Regions from separate parts of the Homo sapiens genome. Here region 2 is linked to region 1. A link is a contact called in ENCODE Hi-C or POLR2A ChIA-PET data. All regions are on one chromosome and are shown on one strand. The core of a region is the stretch at or near the end of the contact, and the rest is flanking DNA. Distances in the headings are between cores, read along the strand shown.

What was found. A loop is a pair of places that touch in the nucleus more often than their neighbours do. ChIA-PET counts read pairs that join two places held with the same protein, here RNA polymerase II (POLR2A). Pooled maps may share reads with other maps.
Region 2: a loop to region 1 is called in a pooled map, with 3 times the contacts of the local background. The contact joins the promoter of PRPH here to the promoter of TUBA1A in region 1. A Hi-C loop is called at or near these places in 4 of 50 pooled maps. POLR2A ChIA-PET finds 5 or more read pairs at or near these places in 2 of 52 experiments (OCI-LY7 and WTC11).

The regions. Positions count from the first base shown.
Region 1 is chr12:49,187,147-49,190,770 of GRCh38, reverse strand. It overlaps TUBA1A (tubulin alpha 1a), which reads left to right and starts at 1,691. Exons shown (of 4, transcript NM_006009.4): 1 at 1,691-1,794. The coding sequence starts at 1,792. RefSeq lists enhancers at 1,803-1,922, 1,421-2,012.
Region 2 is chr12:49,292,802-49,296,404 of GRCh38, reverse strand. It overlaps PRPH (peripherin), which reads right to left and starts at 1,258. Exons shown (of 9, transcript NM_006262.4): 1 at 660-1,258; 2 at 167-227. The coding sequence starts at 1,204. TROAP-AS1 (TROAP and PRPH antisense RNA 1) reads left to right here. Exons shown (of 8, transcript NR_120449.1): 6 at 1-1,145; 7 at 1,870-1,957; 8 at 2,509-3,603. RefSeq lists enhancers at 326-1,242, 1,243-2,160, 2,240-3,002, 3,003-3,603.

The DNA.
Region 1 (3,624 bases), core at 442-2,941:
GGAAATATACAATAAGTAGATAAAATGATTTTTGCATTTTGGATATTATTTTTTTTCCAGAGAATATTACTGAAGCAAAATTGATCAAGTAAAGCAGAACTGTGGATGGCAGGCTAGAAAAATCTGTGGTCGCCATTGTCACACCACAACCTGCAGCAGCTGTATTCTCAAGTCCCTCCCTCCCACGCCCTTCTTAGCCTGCCAGCCTAGCAGGAATGAATGGGTTCCGCAGAGCACTGTGTGAGTAGTGCTGCAGACCCTGAAAATTTGTCTCTGAAAACCAAAAGGAAAAATTATTTGTAAAAAATAAATTTTCAACTTTAGTGGCCAAACTTATTTACCTCTGAAATTTCATCACCAACATCCAGTGGTACGAAGTCCAGTGACTTACTCCGGATCGTTGCTGAGAATGGAGGCTTCCTAAATATCAAGATAATTTTACTCCAATTTATTTCCTAGGGGTGAAAGCAAAGCCTTTTTGTCCCAAGGGACAACTGAGCAACCACCAGAGTCTCTAGCTGAACAGCAAGGGTGTGAGGCCGGCTAAAATTCCCACAGTTAGAAGCCCACTCGCAGGAGGATATTTACCAAATTGACATAAGAACTACATAAAAAGGAAATGCGTTTATTGAGCTGATGTTTCACAGTTGTCTGTGGATGGAGGCGACATTGCAAAATTCTTTTTACATTATATTATTCTCTTCTTCTTTTTAATTTGGTGTATTGGTTATTACTATTATTTTGCTTGTTACTTTCCAGACAAAAGTCCAATTCAGATATGTAACTGCACACATGTAGTACTAACTTCTGAGCTCAATTATTTCTCCTTGTATTTTCCCAATTTTCTATCAGGAAAGATGATTCATTCCAAAGGACAATGTACCATACAAAATGTGTTACATAGACTTCTCATAAAAGAATACCTCTAGTAAACCATTATAACTACTCTACGTTCACTTGCTCTTGATTATTGCCATGTTAGAACTATTTGTTCGCTTCTTTATTTAATATGGTTATTCTTTCCATCTTCCAGTTTTGTTTAGCTATTCGGGTGTGCGTGTGCCTGCAGAAGAAGCTCTGAAAATAAGTTAGTTGAACCTGAGAAACCATTTGGAATGACCGTATGGCTAAATCTTTTTTTAAATTAAAAAAATCACATATACCCAGGCCATTTCGAGCATCATGCCGATTTTCCCTCCCACTTTACGTTTAAAGCAATTAGAGATGTTGAACCCTAACAAAATGTAGTCGAGTTTAATATACTACGAGGGAGGGGCTGGCAGTCATTTTCCTTTAAATATTTAATCTAAACATAAATTGTTATTAAGGGTAGGGGGAAAAAACCTCACATAGATAATTTTAACTGCAGTTTGAGGTTTAAGCAACAGAAAGTCTTCTAACCCCAGTCCCCTTTCTTCTCCTTCCGCCCCTCCCCAACCCCGCCCCATAATGGATGCTCGGCCGACTGCTTCTGCACGGTCTCTTTGTCTAAAGGATGCAAACAGTCTACGGATGCTAGAGAAAAAGGGGTGGGGGAGAGATTACCTCATCCCACGTCGCTTGCACCAATCACCAGTCTCCTGTCATGGCTTCTCTGGGCAGATTGGGGGTCTGGACCAACAGGAAAAGGCCCCGGCCCATCCCCATGGTGACCGAGTTGTATATAGGGAGCCGCATCCGCCTATGTGCCGCAGGTTCTCTTACATCGACCGCCTAAGAGTCGCGCTGTAAGAAGCAACAACCTCTCCTCTTCGTCTCCGCCATCAGCTCGGCAGTCGCGAAGCAGCAACCATGGTGAGAATCGGCTTCGGCTCTTTGTGGCCGTTGGGTGGAGTCAGCGCCCCCAGGCTCTACTTGGAAAACCTTTAAGCTCTTTTCTTTCGTAAGCTCTCTGGGCGAGGGTGGTGGTATGTTTTGTGAGGTTTAGCTTAGCCCCAAATCCTCAAGCCCCGCCGCCGCCGCAGTGCGGGTGCAGGAACCGGGCCAGTACTGCGCCCAGGGCGCAGCAGAGCGCTGGGGAGGAACAAAGGCGGCGCCTAGGCGCCTGTGTTATCCGAGAGACTTTCGGGGGCCGCGGGCAGCCCGTCTGCCGCGACCGAGGGGTCTGGGGCGTCCCGGCTGGGCCCCGTGTCTGTGCGCACGGTTTCGCTGATGCTGAGGGGCCACTTTCTGTCTCGCGTTGTTCTCTGGGGACCGGGAGAGGAGGAGGCACCCAAAAAGAGCGGGGGCGTTGGGCGAGCTGGGGGACGTGGGAGGGGGAACGGGAACAAAGCGCAGCCTAGGGTTAGCGTGGGAAGACCCTCCGCGGTCTTTGGCGTTTTGGAAAGATACCCACACATTCCCGGGAAAACATGGTGAGTTTCTGCCGGAGCCCCCGGCAGCGGGTGTCAGGGCGGCGCAGGGGCGGGGTTGTTTGTTTCTGGCTTCTATGGCGTTGGAGCCACTGGGCGGGGTTCGCCCTCACTGAACCTCTTCTGTCAGGAGCTGACTGAAAAAAAAACAAAAAAACCTTTCATCATTGCGGAACTGTAGGCTCCAAAAGGGTTTTCTTCACTATTATAAGTTAGATGACTTTTTTTTTTCTTGAGCAAAATCATAATTCACTTCACAAGCTCTTTAATGTCTGGTCTGGGGACGCCCTGCCCTGACCGACTGAAGTGTGTGTGTGTGTGTGTGTGTGTGTGTGTGTGTGTCTGTGGGACGCCCTGCCCTGACCGACTGAAGTGTGTGTGTGTGTGTGTGTGTGTCTGTCTGTCTGTCTGGACTGCACGTTCAGCGAGGGAGAAAGCCCACTTTGTGAGCCCCAGGGTACCCTGATGGTCAGGACCCAGGGAAACGCCCTTCCCCGCCGCCCCCCCGCCCCGCCCCCACCACATCAGCGAATAGACAATGAAAGTGGTAGCCCTAAAGACCACAGAGAAGAAAACCTCTATTGGATGCAAAGAATATGAATATTATGTGATGGGTAGAGAATCTCAGGATGAAAATACTATTTTGTTGTTTTAAATAAATATTTCATTATCCTTCCACTGGGCTTTTATTCTTTGGTACCTTTTCATGTGATGCTTGTTTCTAACTTAGGAACTTTTGTGTGTGTGTGTGTTAAGATACGGATAATTTTTCAGCTTTTACAGTGGAGAAGATCTGGAAAAACCTTTTTTTTTAAAAAAAAAAGTAATGAAATTGCTACAGACAAAGAAGAATTATACTCCGCATCCCGTTGTCTTTTGTTCCAGTGCATCTTAATTAATTCATTTCAATTCAGGCACATGGTCCCGGGCGGGGTCAGAGGAGGAAAACTGGCAAAACAGCACAATGAGATCATGTAGGCAGCTGCTGGAAATAGAGCTTGCTCTGTTAAATAATGTAGCAGACAGTACAGGCTAGCACCAGGCACAGCAAATACAGCAATGCAGCAATGCAGAAGGCAGACCTTGTCTAAACTCCTAGTATTGATGGATTCTGCAGACAGACTGCAGAAGGGTGTGGCTTCTTGCCTCAGCTGCAGTACAGATGTCCGGATTATAATATCAAGTCCTATTCAGAGGAAACTTTCATCTTTATTTAAAAGGGAAGAAAGCAGTAAAATTAATCCCAATTAAGTCATAATTGGATTTACTTCAT
Region 2 (3,603 bases), core at 9-2,508, 110 kb before region 1:
GATAAGTTAGGGGCTGCGCAGACCAAGGAAGGACCAGGCCTTCCCTGTCTGCCTCAGGAGGCATCTGGGTTACCCCCTTCTCCCCGCGCCCACCGATGCCACCTCTGGATACTGAGATCGGGGGTAGCGGTGGGGAGGCTGAACTCGGAGAGGGGCTCGGACTCACCTTGCGGAAGAGCACGAGGTTGTGCTCCGCGTCCTCCCGCTTGCGCGTCTCCTCCTCCAACCTGACGGGAAGAGCGTGCAGAGGCTGAACTGCGGGGTCGCCGCCCAGCTCGCACCCCAGACCGCACGCCCCCCAGGATCCGGTTAGAGGCTGTTCTGCTGCCCAGGACTCTAAATGGAGGGCTGAGGCTGTCTAATGGAATTGCCCCGCATTGTCTCTAACGGACTGGGAGCTGAAAAGGGGGTTTCCTCATTACTCAGGGGAGGCACAGATACCCACTTCTCCCACCTCCCCAAACACTCAGAGCAAAGGGGTAGCGGGGGGCACTTGGAGCCCGTGGGCAGGGATGCTGCCCGCACACACCTGGGTTGGTAAGGGGAGCCACACCCTTGGGCTGCTGATGGAGAGGGGAAGCGAGGGGAGGCAAGAGCAGCCGCCTCGACGGCCGCTTCGACCTCGCCTCGACGGCAGCGGCCCAGCCCTGCCCCCTGACCTCTGCTTGAGCGCCGCCAGGTCCTCCGCCAGCCCGTCGCGCTCCACCTGCACCCGGTCACGCTCGCGGCCCAACAGCTCCAGCTCTCGCCGCAGCTCGCGCAGCTCCTGCTGGCACAGCTGGTCGGCGCGCGCCGGCTCCTGGCCCCGGGCTTGGCTCAGCTCCCCGCGCAGGGCCGCGTTCTGCTGCTCCAGAAAGCGTACCTTCTCGATGAAGTTGGCGAAGCGGTCGTTGAGCTCCTGCAGCTCCTGCTTCTCGTTGCTGCGCGTGGCCAGGAACTCCTGGTTGAGGGCCTCGGCCATGGAGAAGTCGAGGCGCTCCGAGGGCAGGCGCAGGAGGGCGCCCGCTCCCGCTCGGGGGCTACGGAAGCTGCCCAGGCGCACCGAGGAGCTCGGGGACGCGGAGCCCAGCAGGCGGCTGCTGGAGAAGCGGGAGCTGGACGAGTAGGAGAAGGCCCCGGGGGATAGTGAGGGCGGTGGACCGAAGGTACGGCGGTATGAGGTGGAGCTGAAGCCGGCCCGGAGGCCCGACGGGTGGTGGCTCATTGCGGCCAAGGATGGGCAGTCACCGTTCGCAGAGCTAGGCCGGGGGCTGGGAAGGAGCCGCAGACCGCTGCGAGGCGGCTTTATAGCCCTGCGGTCTCAGGGGGGGCACGGGCAGCTCCTCCCACTGGCCTGATGGCCCGCTGGAGGGGGGTTGTATGGGGAGGGGGATGCCCCACCCCTGCGGAACAGCAGGAGCGCCTTCCCCTCCCTTCCCTGGTTGCAGGCCTCTACCCACTTGATTGCCCCCTGTTGCCGCTGGGGTGGGGGTCACTTCCTCCCAACAAGCACCCAAAGCTAGAACCTAGGGTAGGAAGGCCTGACTTGAACTAGAGTCCCTGAAAATTGCGAGGTAGAAGGACCTGAAGTTAAAGGGCAGGCTTCTGGCACAGGAGTAGGGAGGAGGCCAGCTGGAGGGAGAGTTGACCTGGCTTAGGCCCCATAGCTAGTGCCTTGACTTGCCCCCTGAAGGCCAGGCTCTATTTTCACCTGCTGTCAGCTACCCCTCCTTCACCACACCCAGAGAGGAATAGGAGACAGGGGCGCAGAGGCAGATCGGGCTGGGGAAGAGCTACTCTCCCTAATCCCCAGGGCCCTGTGAAGGGCTGGTGCCTGGCGCCAGCTCTGCTGCTAATGGGCTGACCAGCCCCCCTCCCCCTCCCCTGAAGACGGCCCAGCAGAGGTTGTCTGCTGATGTTTCAGCCTTAAAGACACAGCCCCCAAACCTAGACCTACCCCGCAACAAGCCCCAATGAGGTGGGTACATCATAGGGGGCTGAGGGTGGCTGGACCCAGCTCTGGATCCCACTCGGGAGGGTCTGCCCCATGCCACGGGCTGGGCTAAGTGGGCCTTTTGTATTCTGTCTTGGTTTACTGGATTCTCCCTCCCCCCAACCCCACACCAATTGCTGCTCAGTCATGGGCTTTACAGGAACCAGAGTGATTCCTGAGGTAGGAAGGGGAGGGGGCTGAGGGGCAACAGCGGCTGCCAAGGCTGAGAGATGGATGGACTGGCAGGAGCTGGTTTCCAGTATTGATGAGTTGCAGGTACCAGGGATGGGTGGGGCTGGATGGGGAAGAGATGGGGAAAGAGAAAGTGCCCATCCCCAGCAGTCTGAAAGAGAGAAGGCCCCAGAACAGGTCCACAAACCTGCGCACGCAAACAGATGCATACACACAGCTTTGTATATCTATGCGCACACACACTACATACACACACATACACACACAATCACACATCCCACCACACCCTCCCCTACTCCAGAGTTAGCGAGAAGGCTGATATCTGGCCTTTGTATGTCAAACAGCTTCCAGAATGCAAGCACAACCTGCCCAGGAGTGGACAGAGGCAGCTCGGATGGTCTGCAGGAGCCGGGTTGCTGAGGTCTGCTGGGTTTGCCAGGAACCATAGGGCTGGGGCTGCTGCTGCTGCTGGGGACTCCAGCGCTGTCCTGTGAGACAGGTCTGCCTCAGATGGGACCTGAGGACAAGAGAGTGCATCTGGGGAAGCAGGTTTCAGGTTCCTGCCTGGATATCTGGCTGGGGGTAAGGAGGGCGGCTCCCTGGCTGGCCAGCTCCTCAGTATTGCAGGGCAGCAGCCCCCTCCCCCCTTTGTGCGTCCTGTGAGATGGGCCAGGGCCAACGCCCTGCTCACGTCCCTACCGCCTTCGTCTCCTTTCCAGGCCCCTCCTTCCTTCCGGGCCATTAGTCTCTCCCTGCACAGCTGCCAGTTCCTTCTCCTTGATGGGTCTGGTTTGGTTGCCAGGGGAGTGGGAAGCGGGAGGAAGGGAGAGATGGGACAGGACGAATAAATGACAGCTTGGCCTCCCCTAACTCCTGGGAATTGGGAGGGGTAGGGTCCCACCCGGGATAGGGCCGGGAGGCTTGGTGGGTGTGAGGAGGGGCTAGGGAAGCCTTGGTGCTTCCTGCCGCAGTCCTGGGCACTGAGCCCCAGCTGCTGTTGGCCTGGAGCCCCATCTATCCCGGATTTGGCCCCACCCTCCAGGAGCAGGGAGCCAGCTCTGCATCAGGAGAGGCGGGCAAGGCCTGGGGAGGACCAGCTCAGGCCCTGTCTACAGGGCACTAGTGGGGGACCCAAGCCTCTGAGAGTAGAGGCTGCTGGGGCTGCAGCTGGGCCTGGGGAGTTCCAGATGGAGTTCCCGTCCTCACCCTGCTTAAGGGCTCCGCTGGCCACCTACATGCCTCGGAGGAGAAGGGACAGAGGGCTGCCACAGCAGGGCTCTGGAGCTGTGGATCAGGCCTGGGTGGGGAACTGCCAGGCAGAAGAGGCTCCTCCCCTAAAGCAGAAGGAGCAGGCCAGCAACTCCAGGCGGAGCAAAGGTAGGCAAAGAGTCTGGGTTAAGAGCCGGGCTCTGGCATCCAGCTGCCACACTTCCCATCTG